2 separate regions of the Homo sapiens genome follow, and region 1 is linked to region 2. The links are chromatin loops, found by intact Hi-C in ENCODE. Cell type or tissue: heart left ventricle. All regions are shown on one strand. Links, peaks and the distances in the headings refer to the core of each region. The heading gives the core; the rest is flanking DNA.

What was found. Peaks named below come from ENCODE experiments on the same cell type or tissue, not always from the same donor. Only the 100,000 strongest peaks of a DNase experiment are listed, where the experiment ranks them.
Region 1: a loop joins it to region 2, with 4 times the contacts of the local background. A loop is called at or near these places in 3 of 110 quality-filtered maps.

What each region holds. Positions count from the first base shown.
Region 1 is chr11:44,211,786-44,219,785 of GRCh38, forward strand. The region is part of intron 10 of EXT2 (exostosin glycosyltransferase 2); the gene reads left to right. Among named protein-coding and RNA genes, the nearest start is that of ALX4, 94 kb to the right of the region's middle. In heart left ventricle, for the core only: no CTCF peak of the experiment used is centred there; no DNase peak of the experiment used is centred there.
Region 2 is chr11:44,260,275-44,277,164 of GRCh38, forward strand. ALX4 (ALX homeobox 4) reads right to left here. Exons shown (of 4, transcript NM_021926.4): 2 at 15,074-15,384; 3 at 7,220-7,348; 4 at 166-4,909. The coding sequence ends at 4,580. Among named protein-coding and RNA genes, the nearest start is that of ALX4, 41 kb to the right of the region's middle. RefSeq lists enhancers at 1,539-2,038, 8,103-11,940. In heart left ventricle, for the core only: no CTCF peak of the experiment used is centred there; a DNase peak (open chromatin) is centred at 9,827; H3K27ac peaks cover 259 bases.

The DNA of each region.
Region 1 (8,000 bases), core at 1-8,000, 53 kb before region 2:
AAGAAATAAGTATGCAAGGTGATGGATTAGTCTGATTTGCTCTTCTACAATGTAAATGTTTATGGAGCTATCACATTGTACCCCACAAATGTATACAATTATTACTTGTCAATAAGAATAACATTTTTTAAAAGCTGAAAGAGAATAGGATTAAACAGAGGGGGAAAGGTAGACTGAGCAAAAATTACTGCTTGAAACATTTTTTAAAAGATGGTATAGGCTGGGCGCAGTGGCTCACACCTGTAATCCCAGCACTTTGGGAGGCTGAGTCAAGCGGATCACGAGGTCAGGAATTTGAGACCAGTCTGGCCAACGTGATGAAACCCCATCTCCACTAAAAATACAAAAAATTAGCCGGGTATGGTGATATGAGCCTGTAATCCCAGCTACTCAGGAGGCTGAGGCAGGAGAATCACATGAATCTGGGAGGCAGAGGTTGCCGTGAGCCAAGATCGCACCATTGCACTACAGCCCGGGCGACAGTGAGAGACTCCGTCTTAAAAAAATAAAAATATAAATAAATAAATAAATAAATAAATAAATAAATAAATAAATAAATAAATACAGGATGATATAGAGGTACAAGATGACACACAAAAAAAGTCCTCAACATCATAGTCACTACAACAGTTTTAAAATAAAAGCACATTGAGTTACCACTATATCTCCACTAGAATGGCTATAAGTAAAATTAAAAAGAATGACAATACTGAGTGTTGGTGAGGCTGTGGAGCAACTTGAACTCATACATTACTGGTGAAAATGTGAACTGGTACAACCAATTTAGAAAACAGTTCGGCATATAGAACATTTTTTATATGACCCAGCTTCCAAAAGAAATATATATGTGCAGACATATGTCTGCATAAAGACTTATAAGATCCCTAAACTAGAAACATCAGCTGGTAATGGATAAACAGAATGTGGAGTATCTATACAGGGGAGTACTACACAGCAATAGAAAGAAAGAAATGGATACATGCAGCAACATGAATAAATCTCAGAAGTGTTATGCTAAGTGAACAAAGTCAGATGTAGGAGGCTACTGACTGTATGACTCCGTGTATATGAAATTCTAGAGTAGAAAAAACTACATTGCCAGGCCTGGGGGATGGGATTGACCACAAAAAAGCAAGAAGGAGCTTTTCAGGTGATGGAAATGTTTTATATTATGATATGGTGGTGGTTATATCATTATATACACTTGTCAACACTCAATGAATTATACCTTTAAAATTGATAGTTTTTATTGTAAGTAAACTCTATTTCAAAACTTGAAAAAAAAATTGTGGGATGCAGCTAAAGCAGTGCTTATGGGAAAGTTATAGCATTAAATGCTTATATTATAAAAAGAAGAAAAGTCTAAAAGCAGTGACCAAAAGTTCATTCCATCTTAAGAACCTAGAAAAAGAAGAGTAAATTAAACTCAAAGCAAGTAGAAGGAAGAAAGCTAAATTAGTTAAATGCTAAATTAGTGAAGTAGAAAACAGACCAACAGAGAAAGTGTACAGATCCAGCATCTCATAGCAATACTCAGAATGTTCCAAAATTACTCATCATACCAGAAACCAGGCAAATTGCAACTTCAATGAGAAAAGATAATTAACAGACGCCAACAAGGTGACACAGATGTTAGAATTATCTGGTAAAGATTTTTAAAAGGTTATCACAAAAAAAGCCTCTAATAAGCAATTATGACTACTGTCAAAACAAATGGAAAACAGAAAGTTTCAGTAAAAAGACAGAAGATATAAAGAAGAGCTAAATGGAAATTTCAAAACTGATTACAATACCTAAAATTGAAAACTCACTGGATGGGCTCAATAGGAGAATGGAGATAACAAGAAAAAACTGGAGAACTTGAAGATAAATCAATAGGAATTCTCCAGTGTGAACAACAGAGAAGAAATAGATTGGCGAAAAATGAACAGAGCTTCAGAGACTTGTGGGACAATCACAAAAGATATAATATTTGTGTCATTAGAATTTTAGAAGAAGAGAAAGAATGTGGGACTGAAGAAATATTTGAAGAAATAATGGCTAAAAACGTCCCAAATTAGCAAGAGACATAAATGTACAGACTCAAGAAGCTGAACCAACCACCAACATCCAAAGAATAAATAGTATAAATTTACATAAATTGTGTAACCTGAATAAATTGTAGCAATACTTCTTATTTCAAATAGTAATTAGAAAAGAGGAAAAATAAACTGGTTTATATATCCAAATATATATACATAAGGAAAGGAGAAAATATGCATAGGTGCCACATTCTTTGCTTCTGTTGCTTGATCTCCAGACCATAGGTGATATTTGTAACTTTCTTCTTCTTCTTCTTCTTTTTTTTTGAGACGGAGTCTCTCTGTCGCCCAGGCTGTAGTGCAGTGGCGCAATCTCGGCTCACTGCAAGCTCCGCCTCCCGGGTTCACGCCATTCTTCTGCCTCAGCCTCTCCGAGTAGCTGGGACTACAGGCGCCCACCACCACGCCCGGCTAATTTTTTGTATTTTTAGTAGAGACGGGGTTTAACCGTGATAGCCAGCATGGTCTCGATCTCCTGACCTCGTGATCCGCCCGCCTCAGCCTCCCAAAGTGCTGGGACTACAAGCGTGAGCCACCATGCCCGGCCGTAACTTTTTTCTTCTATCCATTCCATGTTCCCTTCGTTCCCAACCAGCAGTCTTGCATATTTACTACAGACCCAATTTCTTTAATGTCTCTAATACAATTCAGATTTCCTTCTTGTGTTGGTTTTGATAAATTGTATTTTCCAGGGAATTTGTTCATTTTATCTAAATTACAAAATGTATTGGTATAAAGTCATTCGTAATATTCTCTTGTTGTTTAAAGCCTGTAAGATTTGGAATGATGTACTCTTTTTCATTCCTGATACTGGCAATTTTTGTTTTATGTCTTTCATGATGAATCTTGTTGGAGGTTTATCCATAATCTTTTCAAAGAATTGACTTTTTTTTTTTTTTTAAAGACAGAGGGTCTCACTCTGTCACCCAGGCTGGTGTGCAGAGGTGCAATTGTAGCTAACTGTAACTTCAAATTCCTGGGCTCAAGTGATTCTCCCACCTCAGTCTCCCCAGTTGCTAGGACTACAGAATTGTCCCACTATGGCTAATTTTATTTTTTGGCGGGGGGTGGGGGCGGTAGACAAGCTCCTGCTATGTTGTTGTGGGCTGATCTTGAACTCCTGGTTTCAAGCAATCCTCCTGCCTCGGCCTCCCAAAGCACTGGGGTTACAGGCATGAGCCACTGCACCTGGCCTCAACTTTTGAGTTTTGTTGATTTTTCTGTTGTGCTTTTTTTGTATTTAATTACTACTCCTTTCTTGATTAATTTCTTTCTCTCCTTTGATGAATTTAAGTTGCTGTTGTTTTCTAGCCTTTTGACTTGATAGATCAGGTCATTGATTTCAATATTTGTTTTTCTAATATATGCATATAAAGCTATAAATTACTCTTCAATTGCTGCCTTAGGTGCATTTCCAGATTTTGATGTGTCATATTTCTATTGTCTTTAAGCTCAAAATATTTTCTGATTTCCATTGTATTATCTTCTTTGACACATATTTATATAAAAGTACATTGCTTACTTTTGTCAGATTTTTAAGTTAATAGTTTTTTTATGGATTTCTGGTTTGATTCTACTGTGGTCAGAAAATATACTCTACGATTTTATTATTTTAGAATTTATTGAAACTATATGGCCCCATAAAAGGTCTATTTTGGTAAATGTTCTGTGTGTGATTAAAAAGAGGGCGCATATGCACCTGTGGATTTAATGTTCTTACTAGGCCAGTTAGGTAAGTCTAGCTACCTCAGCACCTTTAGCATAATCAAAATATCCCCTTGCTTGTTCTCTGAAATAAGCATCTCTATTTCTTCTTTTTTCTGTAGCCTTTGTCATTTCTGTAATAGTTAAATTCATTATCCTACTTAAAATTAAAAATGGTTTAAATACAGTATTTACTATATGAGAATCAAAGAGAAATCATGCAGCAGACCTTTTTAGCTGTTGCCCCAAAGAATTTTTAAGAGGCCTGGAGAGAGAGGAGTCTTCCATTTGGGAATTTTTTTTTTTTTTTTTTTTTTGAGACGGAGTCTCGCTCTGTCGCCCAGGTCGGACTGCGGACTGCAGTGGCGCAATCTCGGCTCACTGCAAGCTCCGCTTCCCGGGTTCACGCCATTCTCCTGCCTCAACCTCCCGAGTAGCTGGGACTACAGGCGCCCGCCACCGCGCCCGGCTAATTTTTTGTATTTTTAGTAGAGACGGGGTTTCACCTTGTTAGCCAGGATGGTCTCGATCTCCTGACCTCATGATCCACCCGCCTCGGTCTCCCAAAGTGCTGGGATTACAGGCGTGAGCCACCGCGCCCGGCCCCATTTGGGAATTTTTAAGAGAAGGAAGCCAGCAATCCCCCAGCATTTAGAGTGGTTTTACTAGGTCTGCTTGGATGCAGAAGAATAGACCAAGTGACTTCCTGAGATCCCTTTGGTTGTAATGATTCTAAGCCATCAGAAGTACAGGCAGATCTGTAAGGTGTGATTCCGTATGGAAAAGTACCAAACTTCAATGCATAAAAAATGTCAGATTCCTTCACTTTCTTGCGGAACACAGAGAGATTGCATGTGTTAAGATAAGGGTATATTTGCAGGTGATAGCCAACAGCATGTTGAAATTGAAGAAAGAAAACAAGAAGTTATTTTAATGGAGGAGAGAGAGCCGAATATGGTGAACCAGATCTTATTTCGTTCAGGATTCTAATGATGCCTGTACTGAGGAATAACGTGCAGATTCAAGCCCTAGACTTCCAGCATGTTTTTCACAAATGCAAAGGCATCCGAAGGCAGTGCTTATGTTAAAGGGTTGGAAGAATTGATTTACAGAGACCATTTTAAAGCAACTGGCTCCAGGTCTTGCTAAAGGAACATAAAGCAGTGATTAAAGGCCAGTTCACAGATTGCACTTCCGAGAGCTATGAGAGAAACTTGGGCCTAGTGTAAGAGGGAAGAGATGTAAGATAAATGATGAGGGAGATCTACCTGGATATTAGCTTGAAAATTGATAGTGCACTCTAGAATCACTCTCCAGGAGAAAGTTATTAGAGCCACAACAGTCCTTTCTCCATCCTTTGTCAAATCATTGCACAAATAGATGATGCCAATACACTATACTGGGATACACAAACAAGGCTGCGGCACACTAGATGTGACCCACCCGAGGCCTCACTGCTGATGGGTGAGGATTAGCTCTTTACATGAGCATTACCCATTCATAGCACCCCAGTCAGAAAGCTCTGTTTAAAAGAAACACAGTGTCAGAATGTGAAGATCTTAGGATCATCCTGTCACTTCAGGCTTTATTGCTGAGAAAACTGAAGTGCACAGAGGTTAAGTTACTTCTTTGGGGTGTTAAATGTACATTGAATATAATCCTTAAAGGCACACCATAGCAAGTTCTTGGGAATGAAAGGCTAGACCATGTAGGAAAGCCTGTTTTCTTCCAGTGTCTGTGACTTGAGCACACAGACATTTGGACCGAATACCGGGTATCATTATTTATTTAATTGGAAGAAAACAGAGGGGTTATTTGTGTGTTTATATGGGTCGTATTTCCTATTGGAAGGCAAAGCGCTTTGGGAAATGTTCCATTCTCTCTCCAGCCCTGAAATCAGGAGCTAGGAATGATCTTCTCTGGCCCTGTGTGTTTCTGACTTGTTTGACAAGCTCTAGTGAGCTACCAGATGTGGAAATTCTTTTCAGCCTGGGATAATTTATTTATCTGTTTATGTATTTTACTAGGAAAGTATCTATTGAGTTCTTGATACTCATTTGCGAGGGACTCCTAGGGGAACAGTAGCAGTGTATAGTGTTACTTGAATGTTTGATTTTTTTTTTCCAAGTCTGTCTGCTTTTATTTCAGATCTGAGAGCTGGGAAATAAAAAGCAACTTATTCCTCCTCCCCTCCTCCATCTTTGAGAGAGACAGTTTAAAACATGTGGCAGAAAATGAGCCATGGAGACTTGGCTGAATGTATGAATCTGTGAATTTATTTTTTCTTTCATTCTTTGATCCTCATTTCCAACCATAAAAATTACTAGTAGCACTTAAGTGTTGAACATTTTCACCTGAGAGATGTGAAATGCTCTTGGCTAAGAATATTCATTATAAAGTCAGTGAATGAATTCCTATTCATGTGAGAATACGAGTTCACCAGAGCAACTGTGTGTTGTTAGGCACACAAAATATTGATGCTCTCCCTTTTACAACCTGGGCATCTTGTAGGTGGTAGCACTGGTAAAACCTCCTGAGTGCTAATACATTGTGAGAATTTATTTGTATTACTTTGTTCACAACTTCCTAAGGTAATAACAAGTACATACTCTCAAAGAACCATGGAAGACCGCAAAATAGCATGGAATGCCCCAGTTTTTTCATGAGAACATAAAACCATCTTTGAGTGGGGTTTCCTGATGCAGGAAGCACCAAGAAGAAAGACACCAAAGGAGAATGAGCTTGGTGTGTGTGGTAGTACAGGGGACCCATCATCATAGCGGTGTGGCAGAGTAGGAATTTTGTTTTGGTGAGCAGTGGAAGCTAGGCTGCTTAGGGTAATAGAGGGCCAGCGGAGGTGCAGGCTGAGAGGTCAACTGAAAAGTTTAATGTGACAGGCAGAAAAGAGGTGTTGTAGGTTTTTAGAGAAGTATATGGTAAAAGCCATCAGATCACAAGATGACTTAGAGGTTGCAGAGACTGGAGATTGTGCTAGTGGAAAATCTATAGACTTAGTGTTTGAATGGATTGAAGAACCAAGGAGAAGGAAAAGACCAGCTTACTCCATAGCTCAGATTTAATTAGTGATGAGGGGGCCTCACTAATTGGAGAATTCCAGAGCTGAGATGCTGTATAACGTTTATATTTTAAACAGAATTAGTAAAACTTATGGCTATCTATATGTGTATTCAAGGAGAGTAAGAGATTATAGAATCTGCAATTCTTTTTTTTTTTTTTTTTTTTTTGAGATGGAGTCTCACTCTGTTGTCCAGGCTGGAATGCAGTGGCACAGTCTTGGCTCACTGCAACCTCTGCCTCCTGGGTTCAAGTGATTCTCCTGCCCCAGCCTCCCGAGTAGCTGGGATTACAGGAACCTGCCACCATGCCCAGCTGATTTTTTTGTATTTTTACTAGAGATGGGGTTTTCACCATGTTGGCCAGGCTGGTCTCAAACTCCTGACCTCAGATGATCTGCCCGCCTCGGCCTCCCAAAGTGCTGGGCCTACAGGTGTGAGCCACTGCACCCGGCCTAGAATCTGCAATTCTAAATAAATGATCCCACTTTTTCTCTTCTCACTACAACAATTGAAAAATAGAAATGACATATCCTAGAATTAGACTTCATAACCTCCTTTAAAAACTAGCAGATGACTGAGCACAGTGACCCATTCCTGTAATTCCTACACTTTGGGAACCTGAGGTGAGAGAATGGCTTGAGGCCAGGAGTTCAAGACCAGCCTGAACAACATAGTGAGACCTCATCTCTACTAAAAATTAAATTAAAAAAAAAAAAATTAACCAAGTGTGGTGGCGCTCACCTGTAGTCCCAGCTACTCAGGAGGCTGAGTGAGGTGGGAGAATCACTTGAGTCTAGGATCGTGCCACTGCACTCCAGCCTGGGCAACAAAGTGAGACCCTGTCTCAAAAAAATAAATAATTAAAAATAAAAATGCAAAACAAGTCTTGGACATGCTTCTCACAGGCTTGTGCTTATGATCCTTCTGATAAGAAATTAACTGCTTACCTCCCTAGATTTACATTCCAGAATCTTAAATATGAAAATGTGCCTCAGTCTGTTGGGAATCCAGGAGGGTCTCTGCAGAAGGGTTTTTCTTTATGGCACATGGAACCTCCTATCTCATCTTGCCATGGATGGGTTCTAGGAAAGGCTCACCCTTTGAGTTCATCTTGGACAGAGAGAAACTCGGTTCTTAC
Region 2 (16,890 bases), core at 4,908-12,907:
ACCTGTTGTTCATCTAGCCCTGGTAATCCCTTCTGTACTGTGTCAGCAGTTCAAAAGGGCACTGTTAGTATTTTTTGCCGACTTCAATTAATGTGAGATTTCAGAGGCCCCTCTGATCACATTTCATCTGTCACAAGTCAGGAACAAAACAGACAGATTCCAGTTGAGAGGAGGAAGGAGAAGGAGTTTATTGCAAATAACAACAACCAAACAGTTTGGGCTGGGCCAGCAAAGGGTGTTCTGGGAGTGCCCGGCTACCTCTGCACTCCATTTTGCCCCATGCCTGGGCCCCTACATCTCCTTCCCATCCGTGTTCCTCCTCTCCCAAAAAAGATGTAAGTGCAATAACTTACTTTAAAAGGCAAGAACGTTTCTTTTAATATTTTGCTATAATGTAGTTACATGGTGGTATAGGCAGTAAAACTTTATGGAACCGACCTCATTTTTTTTTTTACATTTTTCTGGATTTTTACTGTATTTTTAATATATATTTTTAATATTCCACCCCAGGCCATTAAGCTAAAGGAAAAGTTGCATTTATACAGGGTTAAAATATCTTACAATGAGAACAATAAGTAACGGTTGAGGTTCATGTTCCTTCTAGCACTCAGCTTTCTTTTTTCAACCACTGCACACCTAAACAGATGATTAGACATTGAAAACTGTCCTTCAAAATCAGTAGTATAAAGGCCTAGCTCTATGTGTGTGAGTGAAGAGGGAAGAAAGGAGAGGCCGAGGTTAGGTCATGGAAGCACCTTTCCTCCCTACAGCATCCTGAAAGAAGTGAAGTGGGGTTGATGGGTCATTGTCACCTTCTTATTTTTTAACTGGATAGTCACAGAGTATTATCCTGGGGGCCAGTTTACCAACCATCCTCCCCCAGCTAGGCCTGTTTGCCTTTGCACTGGACAGTAAGGGCCATGAAACAGACCAGGAACCCCCGCGTGTCTTTCAGGTTCTCGAAGATGGCCCCCCACTGTCTAGCCCAGGGAGGGAATGACTGCATAAGCAGGGTACGTAGTTTTCATGGAAGCGTCCCTCGTCTGCCCAGCCGAAATGACAGGAGATGGGGCACGGAGCTGGGTCCAGTGTGATCACAGCTGTGTGTGCTGGGGACCCACCCCACACTTGCTGCACCTACCCCATCGCAGTGTCTTTGAGCTAACCTGGCCACCGTGCTTCCCGAAGCTGGAGGCACGGTAGTGAGCGCTGAGAATCAAGTATAGTTAAAAGAATTCAAGGAAAGTTCTAAAAGCCCATGTCCTCCAAGTGCTATTTCAGCCTTGGAGACAAGCCTCTCTGTGTGCCCCCCAGAGCCCTCGCTCCCATGCCCCAGGAGTAGTGCTGGCATCTGGAGGGCAGTAGCAGCACCTTAGTGTCAAGCCTTGCCATGCTGAGACCTGTGCCCAGCAGGGACTGGAGGCTGTCAGTGTGGGGAGGCTGCCCATCCATCTGCCGGCTACCCACGACTTTATTTTTAAGTTGCCATCTCTGTTGAGATCTTAGGCAGGTATCCAAAGGAAATCCTCACCTCTCTTAGCTTATTCGCATAGCAATGAACCACGTGGCAGGTAGATGCTTCTCTCCACCTGCCTTCATGAGCTTTAGCTCCAGATGGCCTTGGGCAGCTGCCCTGACTTGCTCAGTCATCCTAGGAGCTGACACGGCAGTGGCCCCCTGCTCTGCAGTGCAGAAGGTTGGGCCTAGCCACCTGTCTTGGAAGGGACTGGGCCCCAAGGTTCTCTTCTGGAGAACTGAGCTGCTGAGTGAATGCCCATGAGGCATTGGAGAGGGGAGCTCCATGCAGCACCGGCCGCCCCTGGTGCCAACGAAGCCCAGGCCCTCACACCCTGGGTGGCACGTCCCAGGCTCCTCTCTCAGCCTAGTCTCAGGGCAAGTACAGGTCAGGGCAGTCATGTCTCCACTCTGGGCCAGGGTCTTCTCTGTTGTGAAGGGACTGGACTAACTAGAGGGTTTCTAAGCTTCCTCCCAACTCGGTGGTCCTATCATACTTAGTGTGGTTAGGTGGCCCCCAAGGGCTGGGCCAAGCCACAGAGGACAGGCCTGGGGTACGTGGCTGCCTTTGACGAGATGAACAGGAATGTTTCACATTGGCATGTTTAATCCTAGACACTTCCTGGGTGTGTTGGGACAGGCAGCCATAGCCACAGAGTCTTCTAATAGACGCCTTTTCTTCTCAAGCTTTTGGGTTGAAATTTGCCTGACTTGGGTCTAGCCCAGCCAGAGAGCAGACGCATGGAGGAACTGAGTGCCGGGGGCCACTGCGGAAGAGCCCCCTTAAAGCTCTCACTCTCCCTCCCTGCCTGCTCTGGAGCTACCTGTCTGTCCTCCTCTTTGTCCTGATTCCCTTGCTCTCCCTCCTGGCCCACTCTGGAGCTACCTGGCTCTCCTCCTCTTTGTCCTGATTCTCTCATGGGTGAGAAAGACCCAAGGTGAAAGTTCCTTCCTTCCCCATCCTTCCTCAGCCATGAGCATTTCAGAAGGAAAGGGGGGAGAAATGGGGAAACTGTTCCCAGCCTTAAGTTCTTCCTTTCCCTGGCTAGATTTTGGGGGAGTCTGGGTCATTTCAGCGAACCTCAGAACTAGAAAAAACTTCCCAAAAGTCACTCCAAATCCTCAAATATTTGAAACACTTAAAGCCAAGCCTCCAAGAACATTTAATTCAATGTCCAAGACCCTTTCACCTCTATAAGATCCATTTTAGAGCTACGGTTCACAAAGAGGTCTGACTCATTAAGGGAGGCCACAGCCAGACCCTTCCTCAGCCTGGTTTCTAGAGCAGATGAGAACACCAGGCAGGCGGGAGACTGTCACCCCCAACCCCAGAGACCCTCATTCAACAACACCAAGTTTACCCTCCGCCCAACCCAGGAGGCCTTTCTGTGTCCACGACCCTGAGCATAGTGGGCCTGGCCCTACTCCATGACAGGAATCAAGGGAGAAGGTAGAAAAGGCGAGCGCTTCAATGCGGGGCGCTGCCTGCTGGAGGGACCCCCCACCTGGGGTCTGACAGGCCTGCCTCTGGACGGTTACTGTGTACTCCCAGCTGAGGTGAGGGCTGGGGCTCAGGGCCAGACCCAAGCTACAGGGGTCGGGCAGGCAGGCACAGAGCCCCGCTTCCTGGAGGCAGGAAGCCTGGTTTCAGGAGGGCATCCTGACAGCCCCATTTGCAATAGCAAAGCCACACCGAGGAGCCCAGGCCAGGAGCCCTTCCGCAGGCTGGAGAGAGGGCAGAGAGTCCTGGTCCCTGTGGAAGAAGTGTAAGGACGGAGTGTGGAAAGCTGTGTGGAGAAGAGCAACACCTCCTAGTGCCTGGAGGGACACAGAGCCCCCATCTGCCGTGGAAGGCTCTGGGCAGCGATGACACTGACAGATATGGCAGGGAGGACAGTCAGTTTGAGGCCATAGCAGGGCCTGGAGGCCGAGCATGGCCACACGTCCTCTAGCAAAGCCTGCACGCAGCTTTTGACCCTCTGCCACCCGGCCCCCAAGCTCTAGCTTATGTGTTCCGAAGTTGTGAGTCCTTCCATGCCGGGACACTGCTGAGCAGCCCCAGGGAGGGGCCAGGGTAGGGCAGGGAAGAGACGAGCCCCTCCGCATCCTCCTGGAGGGAACCTGACTGGGCTCTGGATGGAGAACAAAGCTGCCCAGACCTCCCCGCTGTACCAGATGCCAGGCAGGCCGGAGAGCGGGAGGACTGCCCGGGCCCACGCCCCACCCGGATGCCTCCCCCTCTCCCAGGACCTTTCCTTCTTCTAGCACCATGGGAGCCCTTGTGGCATCTGTGTTCTCAGCCTCCCTCAGGTCTGGCTCCTCCCCTATAGTGTCCAGTGAGGGGCTGGCCCGTGTCTCCCCTGGGGACTGGCATTGCTAGATGGCAGCAGGGGTCCTCGGCTCCAGCTCCTGTCATCCTCTGCCCACTCTCTCCAGGTGTATCCAGCCTAGGGGACAGCCAGGATGCAGTCAGCCAGGCTCTGTCAGACTCGTCACTGTTCGGGGGGAGGTGGAGGCTGGCGCCTTGGCCCCAGCAGGTCGGATTCCGTGTGCTTTCAGGGAGAGAAAGATGGGAGGGCAGGAGGCTGGCTCTGCAGGGCAGCCTGTGCTTCAGACACACAGCCACCGGCCTGGTGACCAGGGGACCCCACTAGGAGCGGGAAGGATGGACAAGACTGGGCTGGTGAGGCTGCTGGGTCTGCATGGAAATCTAGCATTGACTCATGGTCAACTAGGCAGAGCAGAGGAGTGGGCGGGAGCAAGAAAGCGCTTTCAGCTTATCATGGATGCGAAGCTGAAAAACGTGGCCACCTGGCTTTCTCCACTGCCTGTGGCCGGGAGCAGGGGTCAGGGCCTCAGTGCCAGGGAGGGGCCAGGGGCCTGCTGCCCCCTCCCTCCCAGCAGTCCACGGGGCCTCAGACTTGGGGCGGCTGAAAGTGCTGAGGGTCAGGCCCCTGGCCCAGGCCAGGTTCCTAAGAGGAAAGTCGAGTGGGAGGCTGGGGGCCTGGAAAACATGGGCGTGGCCCATGGTGTCCCGAGGTGGGGACGGGGCAGGGGTGCCCTGTCATGTGGCCCAGGAAATGGCCGCACTGTGCTCCTTGGCCTTCATGCGGAGGGCCGCGATGCTCGAGGTCTTGCGGTCCGGCTCGCCGTTGAGCTCGTAGCCATTGAGGCCTGGGCTGAGGCTGGCTGCTCCAAACAGGCTGCCCATGTGCGTCTGGCCCACGTGACTGCCAGCCCCAGACACACTCAGGAAGTCGGTGACGCTGCTGGCCCCAGAGCCAGGGGGGTGGGCATGAGGGGACATGCAGGCAGGCACCGGGTCGCAGGGGACCACGCAGGCTGGCACTGGTGAGGCAGCCCCGTTGTTGCCGAGCCAGGACGGGTTCTGAATCTGGGAGAGGAAGGGAGAGATGTCACCGGCTGGCGGGCAGGTGTGGTGTGGAAGGGGCTCGCCCCTTCCCCCAGAGCACCTCTCCCCTCACTGTCCATCCTTCCCATGAAGCCCCTCTTGAGTGTTTAGCCTTGATGGACATCCAGATACCCCTGTGGGGGTGGCTTTTACACCTTGGCATCTCTGTTCCCAGGGCCAGGCTAGCAGCAGAGGGAAATTCAGTTCTAAAGAGTGACCTCAGGCTTCATTAAGGGTCCAGTGGAAGGGTGACACCCCAGCACCCCCCAGCTGGCTTCCTATTTTTAGACTCAACTGTAGACTTGGCCTCCATCTGCGGATGGCAGCTGTGTCTCATTCACCTCCAGCTCCTCCCCAGGCCCCTCACATCCATAGGCACCTGAGCAAGGTGAGCAGACCTCAACTCGGAGAGCTTTGGCCTCGCAGGTTCCCTTGGGCCCCCACCAGTAGCAGGGAAGATGGAGGGGTTGGGTGAGGTGGGCGGCAGGGACCTAAACCTCTCAGAAACCAAGGGTCAGTGGCTGAGGTTCCAGGGCCTGAACTAGGAGGCTTCAGAACTAACTCAGGATGGAAGGGGCTGCCTCAGGAGTGGACAGCCAGATCTGAGACCGGACCTCCTCGTGCCAAAGGGGCGAGGGCATGTGCAGGGATGAGTTGGCCATCTTATCTTCCATCTGTGCCACTGGGCTTCCCTTCCCTCCCCAACGTTCACCTGGGGCTCCCATCTTCCTCTACCTTCTAGGCACGTATAAGGAGGTAGAATTAGGGTGTGGGGGAGACCCGGGAACCTCTCAGCTTATGCACACGGGATTCCTGGTAACCTCATGTGGGCTTCTGCTGGCCTGCCCTCCTGCATGTGTCTGGAGCACACTCGAGGGAGGCATTTTAAAGCAGGGAGAAAGAGCTCAGCCCCCATCCTGGAGGGAACCGCATTTCTCTCTGCGGTGCAGGGGAAGGGGGACCGGTTGGCCTCCATCACCCCCTCTCAGAAGAGGTCTGAGCACACACTATGTGGTGCTGTAGGTGAGGTGGGGGTAGGAGGGGTGAACAGGGCCCTGTGTTGGGTTCTCCCTCCAGCTGTGCGCTCAGGCAGCAGAGCTCAAAGCCAAGGAGGGAGCTAGAGTTCCATCCTGGGAGGACAGAGGGAGGCTGAGTTTAGGGAGGGAGAGGGGAGAAAGAGAATGGAAGAACATAGTGCGAGCTGATGCTGATGGTGCCTGTGTGAGACACCCCATATTCCTCAGCCTCACCTCCAGGCCTGTGCCCTGCCCTCCTGCCCCATGAATCCTGGGCTGGGGGAGAGGGAACAGAGGGCTGGTCTGGTTGGAGAGCCAGAGACCATTTGCTAGCACAGAACCAGGTCAGGGAGAAGTAAAGGAGGCAGGGGCGCCCGTGCTACTGGCTGGCTGCTGAGCAGGGCCAGGTTGGGAGCTGAGGTGGAGGCCATGCCAGAATGAGGCCTGAGCAGGTAGGGAGCAGCCGCTTCTGCTGGGCAGGCTGAGTGGGGGTCAGGAGAGGACTTGGACTTGGCCAAAAACACATCTCTCTAAGCATCCCATGTGCCTGATGTGACTCAATACTTCTCATCCCTTGCATCTCACACTAGAACAGGGGACTGGCTGACAGACACCTAGGGAAAATGCTCTGGGGGGAGGGGAGGACAGGGCCCCAGAAGCTGAGCACAGGCACACAAGCTTTTTGAAACTGTACAATTCACAAAATACTTTTGCATGATTGAATTTAGACCTTACAACTGCCTGACAACAGAGCTGAGCAGATGCTTTTACCATGTCCAAGGTACAGGTGAAGAAACTGAGGCTCAGAGATTTGAGACTTGCCTAAAGTGAGAAAGACCTGGAGCTGGAAAGATAACCTAAGTCCCCGGACTCAGAATCCCAAGCTCATTCCAACTTGGCCACGAGTCCTGGAGATTTCAGAGCTCGCTTTCTGAAGAGACCCTCCGAGCGGTATCTGAGGGCCTGGTGGCCTTCTGCCTGCCTTGGTTCCGATGCCCACAGCAAAAGTGGCCAAAGCTAGTGGAGGAAAGAGCCGTTCTCACTGCCCCAACCTTCCCTTCCCTAAAGTTCAGCCAAGCCTGGTTCAATGATTAGTTGGATAGATTAACCCTGGGCCTCCCACACTCTGGTATAAACAGGCACACCCCTGGAATGAGACGGAAGGGCAGCCTGGAGCCATAAGTCATCTCGGGGTGCCTGGGCTCTCCTCCAAGGGGCTCATTCTCAGAGCACCAGGGGCTGGGGATCGGTGGCGGCAGCTCAGGGCGGGACTTACCTGGGCGTAGTTCTCAGCTCGGGTGAGGAGGGGCAGCTCATATGCAGTGGAGAAGTGGGTTCGAACCTGCTGCATCTGCCCAAAACGCTCCCGCTTCCTCCACTTGGCCCTTCGGTTCTGGAACCAGACCTACAAGACGCGAAAAAGCCATTGTCACCAGGGTGAGATGCCCGCCTGGAGGCCTCACTTTCAGGCAGTGCAAACTGTTCCCTTGAGCCCCCCATCAGTTGCAGTGCGTTTGGGAAACGGTGCGGCCACACATAAATATCAACCTTGGTCTTTGTCCTCAAGAGCTGACAATCTAGAATCATCCACTCTGAGCTGGGAAGGTATCTTACCCCCACTAGCCATGGGCGTGATCCTGAGCCAGAACTTTTATTTTTCTAAGCTTGAGAATCTAGAGCAGCCAAGTGTCACCACCTATAAAACAAGTCACTGGTCATCTTAGCAGTCATCTAAGCAGACTCCTGTGGAGAAGCTGATAAAAGCTACAAATGCTCCTCCAGATGTGTTCTCCTAGACAATCACACACAGTTTTGCCACAGTTTTCCAAAAGGTTCATGGCTCTCTAAGGCTTATTGGTCCAGATTCACAATGCCTTCCTCCCTGCATCCTGTCTGCAGCCTTCTTGTTGGAGACAGTCTCCCAGCTCAGAACTCCCCTGTGTTAAAGGGAGAACAGGGGCTCTGCTGGGCAACAGAGGCAGTCAGGGAAGACTTCCTGGAGGAGGGACAGGAGCTGGGCCTTGAATGGTTGGCTGAAAGGAGGAAAGCCAAGGCCTAGGTTTAGAAACAGCAAGGCATACTCCAAAAACCTAAAGAGGTCAATTTGAAGGAAGCGGTGGGAGAGAAAGAAACAGAGTCAGATCGCAGGGGGCCTTGACTGCCAAGTGAAGGGTTTTTCCCTTGGTGCTGTCTGTAGAGGCAGTTGCTATAAAATCTTGTGTAGAAGCGTGGCCTGATGGTGAGAGGAAGTGGAGGCCAACCCGTCACTGAGCACAAGTGGATGGGATGTTGGCCTGATTGGGAGCCCAACGGGGGAGGGGAGGTCTCTGAGTCAGCTGTGAGCACTGGGGTTTTTGGTGACGGGGAGTATTGGGTCCTTTTCCTTTGCACGAGCATTTCTGGAAGGCTGAGAACTTTCCCAAGGCTCAAGAGCAAGAGCTGCCCTACCCCTGGCCCATGACTTAGGATCTGGAGAAGGGGTGATGGGGACGGGGTGGGTGAGAGAGGGAGAGTGAGGAGGGATCAGCTTCCAGGCCAGGAATGGCTTTAGGCTGATTCAGAGATGGACCGTGGTGCTCCTCAGAGGGAGGCCTCTGCCAGCTTGATGTGCACTTGTCTGCTGGCTTTGCAGACTCAGATGCAAGTGGGCACACCTCAGACAGCACGCTGCAGACCGGGAGAACAGAGCCATGACAATAGCCTCAGCTGCAGAGCCATAAGGAGCCTTGCCAGGCCCTTCCAGGCCCAGGCATCAAGAAAGCCAACTTTCCTGAGGTCCAGTCCCTGCTCTCCAGGTGGAAACATTTCTCCATCCATCACGACCAATGCAGCTGCTGAGCTAAATATAGGAGTCAGCTCTCAAAATTCCTCTGCCTCAGAGCCTTTGAGCTTCCTAGGAACCACTGCGAGGAGGGGAGAAGGAGGTGTGGACGTGCTTCCTCACAGACGCTGCCTGGCCTCTTTGGGCATCCAGTGTAGCTGGCCAATGGACAGGCTCATAGGAGCACTGGTATTGCCAAGGGCCTCAGTTTCTGCATGGCGAATGGTACCTCATAGTCGCAGCAGGGGAGATAGATGGGAAATGCAGTCCAAGAATGTTTAGAGTACTTCCCATTTGTTTCTTTACAGCTCCTGACCTTTCTCACTGTCTTTTGCTAGAGGAAAGAGGTCAAGGAAGATGGGGATGTATCTCATGTTACTGTGAGGAGGGTGGGGGTGAGCAGGGGTGTACATTATTATGTTTCTCCACTCCTGTACCAACTCACTTTCCCCTCCCTAATCCTAAGCATGTGTGTGCGTGCACGAGTGTACCCACTAGTGTGGCTACACGCACGTGCATGTGTGCACACACATTGACTGGGGGAGGAGAAGCCTCTTCCTTAGAAACGGACCCTCTCCCCAGTTTGGGGTCTCAGCCCCTGCCCTGGCCTCCCAGGGCCCCTTTTCCTCCAGGGATTCCTAGGGTCCAGGCCCTGGCTGCCCACTGGGAGCCAAGGACAGATGGGGTCTCCTCTCTGTGCTGCTGAAATGGGATCCCTCTTTATCAGTGGCCTGGGATGGGAGACTGGGGCCAGGATGAGAGAATGAATCAGAGGAGCTTGTTTTCATTTCATGTTTAATTTCCTGCAGGCTTAGCTCCGTCTTTCCGCTCCTTCCTCAGCCTCCCAGGGTTTTCTGTGGGGGAAGCTGGGGGGAGGGGAGAAGCCACTGGAGGCACGGAGAGAGATGGCTTCTCTTTTTCTTTTTGTCACTGTGACTGTTGGGGTTCTCCTTGTGTCTCTGTGGGTTCCAGGTCCCCATGGTGGGACTGTGGAAGTGGAAGATGTCCCTACAGGCTCTGGAACAGAGGATCCAGGGATGGGCGGGGAGGGACCCCGAAGAGGGAAGGAGGTGGCCAGCGCCTGGCAAAGGGGTCTAGAGTGGAGGGAGGAGCCATGTGGGGGAGTGGAATGTGGGGCGCGGGCTCGCTGGAGCTGAGTGTGAGGGAGGAGGAGATGTGGGTTATCTGGGGAAGACAGATGACCAGGCGGGGGAGAGGCCAGCAGAGCTAGCACCGTCTTTGGAACAGGAGTGGAAGAAGGTCAGGCTGAGGGATTTATTTGAGGGCTGAAGATGGAAATGGTGAGAGGCGGGTGAGCGACCGGTGGGAGCAGGGCTGCCCACCTCCTCCCTCCTTCTTCTCCTGTTCCTTTGTCCTGGGGCCTTACCCTGCGCACCCAGTTCTGGCTTTTCTGCCCAGATCCAGACATGAGCTAGGTGAGCCTGGCCGGTCCTCAATATCCTCCCCAGTAAATTGGAGGCAGCAAGGGTATCCTCACGACCCCTTCTATGCTCACATCTGCAGGTCCTGAGGCTTGGAGTGTCCATCCATTTCTGACCCCTGGCGCCCCAGGGGCTCCGAGAGCTCCCTTCCAGATGCCACACCAACCCCCACGCCCGTTCCTGTGCCTCCCAGCTCTGCACCGCAGGCCTGTCTCCACTGTGCAGCCCCAGGAGGACAGCCAACCACGAGGTCCCCACTGTTCTCCCGGTCTGAATGTCATACCTCAGGACCACCCCAGCCTGGGCCCACTCAGCACAGGCCTCTCCCGAGGACCGGGCTGTGCAAGGAACCAACTGTCTTGGCGGAGGCCTCGCTAACCGCAGCCCATCTGGGGCCAGGGCGGGGTGGCCCAGGGCGGGGAGGCCTCTGTCTTATTGTCTTCAGACACCAGCTGCAGAGATTGGAATCCCAGACAGCAGAGAGAGGCCCCTGCAGCCCCCTGGAGCAGGGCCAAACCCTAGGCTTCTTCCCAGGAAAAGTCCATCTTGGGGCCCCCATTGCCCCGTCCCTGTCCCCACCACCACTCTACGCCAGGCACCTGGCTTGCCACCAGCTGAGTATGGGCCCTGAACAAACACAGCAGAGGCAGGCAGGGGGTTCCATCACCACCCCCTTACCCCCCCAGGGCACTGCCAGGCTTAGGGCTCAACCCAGAGGTCTGACGCACATGAAGATCCCACCCACCCTGCTGCCTTTATACAAAGAAAAGCCTCTGAACAATCTGGCATGTGTCCTTGTACAGCAAACTAAAGTCAAAGAAGCACTAGGCTGCGACTCAGGAGTCCCGGATTCCAGTCGCAGTGCTGCTACTGAGTGGCTGCTGTTAACTTCAGGTTATGACTTCCCACCTATGGGCCTCTTCTTCCTCGTCTATCAAATGGGAAGATGGGGTGATCATTTCCAGCACTACCGTTCTATAGTTCTGTGGTCCTCCCACTAGGTGATAAGATATGCAGCACGTCAGAGTTTCCCTTTCTGCCTTGGCTGCCAGGAAGCTCCAAGTTGAAGTTTGTGCTCAATGGCAACCATGAACCTTAGCCTAAATTTTTTTTTACCACATTACCTCTGCATTTCATGCCATTGTTCTTGTTTTTAGATTGAACAAATAAATCTTTAATTGTAAGCTACCTCAACTCCATTTTGGAAGTAGGTATAAGTGTGTGTGTGTGCGCGCGCATGTGTGTGTGCAGAGAACACTCTGTTTTAGTTGTATGGTGGCAACTGAAAAATGCTCTGTGCGCCTTTGTTTTCATGTTTTGTACTCAAGGCGTCATTCTTCTTTCAGTACTTAGTGAATTCTACTCCCGGGCACTCCCATATATTTGTTAGGAAGCATGCATGCAACCCACATATGCAAACACAAATGTACACACATACTGCACAGAAAAGGAACAGGTTTATCCCACACCAACACAGCACCTACAGGGCTGTCCCATAACCAGCTATGCCCCTTTCTCTACCTACACCTGTGGGTCCTCCCCAATCCATTTGCTGGAGATCAGGCTAGATGCTAGGATTCCTGTCCAAACTCAGGCATGTAAGGTCATGTGAGTGGCTGGTTGTCCAAATTCAAGTGAGATCTGGGTGTGTGAGGGCTTCTGGATTCACAGGAAAGCCCCAGCTGCCCTGTCATCCTTCATCAAACATTCATTAGGCACTGGAGGGGAATAAAATGGCAGTCTTGCCAGGTGCAGTGGCTCATGCCTGTAATCCCAGCACTTTGGGAGGCTGAGGTGGTGGATCACCTGAGGTCAGGAGTTGAAGACCAGCCAACCAACATGGTGAAACCCCATCTCTATTAAATATACAAAAATTAGCCGGGTGTGGTGGTGCACACCTGTAATCCCAGCTACTCAGGAGGCTGAGGCAGGAGAATCGCTTGAACCCGGGAGGCAGAGGTTGCAGTGAGCCAAGATTGCACCACTGCACTCCAGCCTGGGCGACAGAACAAGACTCTGTCTAAAAAAAAAAAAGGCAGTCTGGGCTGGGCATGGTGGCTCACGCCTGTAATCTCAGCACTTTGGGAGACCAAAGCAGGTGCACCACTTGAGGTCATGAGTTCAAGACCAACCTGGCCAACATGGTGAAACCTCCATCTCTACCAAAAAATAAAAAAAATTAGCTGGGTGTAGTGGTGCATGCCTGTAGTCACAGCTACTTGGGAGGCTGAGGCATGAGAATCGCTTGAACCCAGGAGGTGGAGGCCGCAGTGAGCCAAGATCACACCACTGCACTCCAACCTGGGTGACACAGTGAGATCCTGTCTCAAAAAATAAAAAAATAAAAAAAAAATGGCAGGCTGCCCTCAGGGAACTTACAGCAACTCAACCGTGCAGCTCTTCAGCATCACTTCTGGTAGCTGCAGTTTCTGAACAGCTACATATTTACTGATAACCACTAGTCCTTTTCCACATTAGCCATTTTGGAAAAAAAGTTTGTAGACTCTATTAGAGATGCCTCTGCCTTCTTAAACAGAAAATGGTTGTAACTGATGAATCTTTTACTGATGCCTTAGAACAATGCTGCTGAAGATGCTTTCATGAGTTAATTCAAGAGTCCCTGGGGCCTGCTGAGGATTGCAGGGTTGGGGCATCTCTGTCCTAACATTGAAGGGCTCAGCCCACTGAGCTGCATGGCGCTTTGCTGATTAAAAAAAAAAAAAAAAAAAAGATTTCTCTTTGTTCTGAAGCTATTGATTTTTCTGGCCCACTGGAGAGGGAAAAACTGCTATGTGGCAACGTTTTATTTGCTATTTCCAACATGCTTTGGGTTGGAAAAGCGGACTGATTATGACATTTATTTTGTGTTAAATTGAAACTTAAACTTGAGTGTGTGAATTTTGTCACCTGTATTTTGGCTACTCATGGGTCTTTTCTTTCTTTCTGATCCTTTCTTTGCTGTGAATTCATGCTGGTCGGGGCAGATACAGCTCTCTGGACAAGGGTTGATTGATCCACGGATACTTATTTTTTAGACTTGATGCTCTGCGTTTGGCTTTCTCTAATTGGTGGGAATACAGTGATGAACAATCAGTGCTTGATCTCAAGGAAATCACAGTTTAGTAGGAGGGGACAAACAAGTAAAATAACGTAAGCCAGTCAACAATCCTGTAAAGAAGACAAAATAGGAGTTGGGCACAGTGTCTCATGCCTATAATCCCAGCAGTATGGGAGGCTGAGGTGAGGGATTACTTGAGGCCAGGAGTTTGAGACCAACATGGACAACAAAGCAAGACCCCATCTCTACAAAAAATAAAAAAACTTATCCCAGGCGTGGTGGTGTATGCCTGTGGTCCCAGCTACTCAGGAAACTGAGGCGGGAGGATCCATTGAGCCCACGAAGTTAAGGCTACAGTGAGCCATGATCACACCACTGTACTCCACGCTGGGTGACAGAGAGAGACCCAGTCTCTTTAAAAAAAATAAACAAAAATACCCAAAAGATAAAATGGGCCCAGGCATGGTGGCTCATGCCTATAATTCTAGCACTTTGGGAGGTTGAGGTGGGATGATCACTTTAGCCTAGGAGTTTGAGGCTGCAGTGAGCTATAATCATCTTATTGCACTCCAGCCTGGGTGATAGAATGAGACCCTGTCTCTAAAAAGAAAACAAAAAAAATTTAAAAAATTTTTAAGAAGATAAAATAGGACAGTGTAACAAAAGGTGAGCTGGTTTGCTTCTGTTGTGTTGGGTTGGGTTGAGTTCTATTGGGTTGTGTTGAGTGGGTTGAGTGTGTCAGGTTCCATTGTGTTGTGTTGTGTTAGGTTGAGTTCTGTTGGAATGTGTTATATTGGGTTGTGTTGTGTTGGAAGGGGCTGCATTAGGTTTAGTATGTTGAGTTCCATTGTGTTGTGTTGGGTTGAGTTGAGTTCTATTGGGTTGTGTTGTGTTGGGTTGGGTTGAGTTCTATTCGGTTGCACTGAGTTGAGTTGAGTGTGTCAGGTTCCATTGTGTTGTGTTGTGTTAGGTTGAGTTCCATTGGAATGTGTTATATTGGGTTGTGTTGTGTTGGAATGGGTTGAGTTGGGTTGAGTGTGTTCAGTTCCATTGTGTTGTGCTGGGTTGAGTTGAGTTCTATTGGGTTGTGTTGTGTTGGGTTGCACTGAGTTGGGTTGAGTGTGTTGAGTTCCACTGTGTTGTGTTGTGTTGAGTTGAGTTCTATTGGGTTGTGTTCTGTTGGGTTGCAATGAGTTGGGTTGAGTGTTGGGTTCCACTGTATTGTACTGGGTTGGGTGTTTTGGTTGTTGGCTGGTAATAGGGGGGCTACTGCTTTAGCCACAGTGGTCAGGAAGACTTCTCAGAGGAGGTATGAGTTGGGACTTGAAAAATGGAGGGGGATGCAGCCATCTAGGCAGAAGGAAGAGCTAAACTGTTCTCTGTTTCTGCCCACTGGGATGCTGTGGACATTGTCTTCATGTTTGTCCTGTTTCCTGTCTAAGAGATAGGCCTTCTAGAGCAGGGACAAGTAACCCTTCTCTGTGTGAAAGAGCCAGGACTCTTACACTGTGTAAAGCCCAGAAACAGCCAGCAGCAGCCTTCCTGCCCCTCTGCTGGAGGCCCTCCTTCCTTTGCAACCCCCCACCACAGTGCAGAAGCCCAATATTAAAGAGGATAAAAGCAGAGTCGCTCTAGTTGGGACAGGGGCATGAGGGGCAGGCTAGGAGCCCCCACTTTCAGGTTCTCAATGAACTGAGGAAAGGAAAGCCATGGTGTGGTTGGTGGGCAGTCAGGAGACCCCAACTGCAGCCAAGAGCCCAGGGACAGGCTCTGCTTTACCAGCCTCACTCCCAGGTGGCCCTCACTGACCTGCACGCGGGCCTCAGTGAGGTCTGTCCTCATGGCCAGCTGTTCCCGCGCATACACGTCTGGGTAGTGGGTCTTCTGGAAGACCTTCTCCAGCTCCTCCAGCTGGTAGCTGGTGAAGGTGGTCCGGTTCCGCCGCTTCTTGCCCTTGTTGCTCTCTGAGTCGGCCTTCTCCAATGGGCTGGGGAGGTCTGAGCTGGCCCGGTCCTGGGGCCCCTTCACCCCAGCCTCCTTGACACTCAGGTAGCTGCTGTCCATCCCCACAGTGTCAGAGTCAGGGGGTAACTCTGGCTCACCCAGGGAGCTCTCTTTAGCTGAGGGAGGAGGAAACAAAGTCAGAAACCAATGGTTGAACCAAACAAGAGAAGGGGAATGTCAGGGGGAGAGTGGGGCACTCGGGTAGCCACCCCCTGCCTTTTTCCTCTTAGAGCTCATTGGATGCGAGGTCCGGAGACTTGGCTTCTAATTCTGGCTTGCCATTAACTTGCTGTGTGACCTTGGGCAAATCTCTTCCCCAATCTGAGCCTCTTCACCATCATCTTAGACTAGGTCCCTTCCAGCAACAATGTTATGTGAACCTAAGGCAGCCAATCTGACCTCTGTGACCTTTAATCCCCACCTCACTGACCCTGAGCTCCTCTCTCTAGAGGGATTCCCTGCATCAGGACTTTTCTGGGGCCCGAGAATTCTGACCCCAGTGCCATGGCCTCCCTGGGTGGAAGGGAAACTCATTCAGCAGCCATGTCTGGCCCAGTGGGGCTTGGGGTGAGGAGGACCCAGGATTGAGGCAGACAGGAGTGCCCCTCCTTTCCTGGCCTAGTCCCACCAGGAGTTCAGCAGGAGCTGTGGAGACTCTGCCCCAAGAGTCCAGTGCTGAGGAGTCAACACCTCCTTCCCTGCCCCCCAACCCTGCACACTGGTCTCACCTATTGTTCAAGAGAAGGGTCTTTCTTCCTTGGGGGTGCATGGGATTGAGGCATGGGCCACATTTCCTGTTACAAGCAGCTCCTGCCCACTGTTTACTGAGGCTGCCCGGGCACCTTCATCCCCAGCACGCTGACCCCGGGCCTGGGTGGGTGTACATGAGCACAGCTCCCAGCCACTGCGTCTGGCAGATGGACCCCCCACCCACCGGCACATTCCTAGCTCAGGACTGCAAGGACGAGTCAACCCATACACATCAAGAAAGAAGAGGTGGAGGCTGGGGTGGGAGAGTGAGGCAAGAAGCCACTTTACCACCACACAGCCTGGTGAGCTTCCTAGGCAGACACACTCACCTCCTGGCAGAGGGTTTGGGACAACAGTCCCTACCTTTTTGGCACCAGGGACTGGTTTTGTGGAAGATAATTTTTTCCATGGGTGGAGAAGGTTGTGGTGGGGCATGGTTTGGGGATGAAACTGTTCCACCTCAAATCATCAGGCATCAGATTCTCTTAAGGAGCACGCAACCTAGATCCCTCACATGCATGGTTCACAGTAGGATTCACGCCTCTGTGAGAATCTAATGGCACCGCTGATCTGACAGGAGCCAGAACTTGCAGTAATGCTTGCTCACCTGCCGCTCACCTCCTGTGTGCGGCCCGGTTACTAACAGGCCATGGATCGGTACTGGTCCACAGCCTGGGGGCTAAGGACCCCTGGTTTAGGTCATGGACTCTTGATAGCCCCGCCATGAATCCTATGGCCATGACTCCCCAGCTGTGTGCTCAGGAGAGCTTACCTACCCGCTATGTGCCTCAGTTTCCCCCTCTATAAAATGGGGATGAAGATACTTCTAGGATCTTCCTCATAGGGTAGCTGTGGGAAATAAAGAGGCTAGT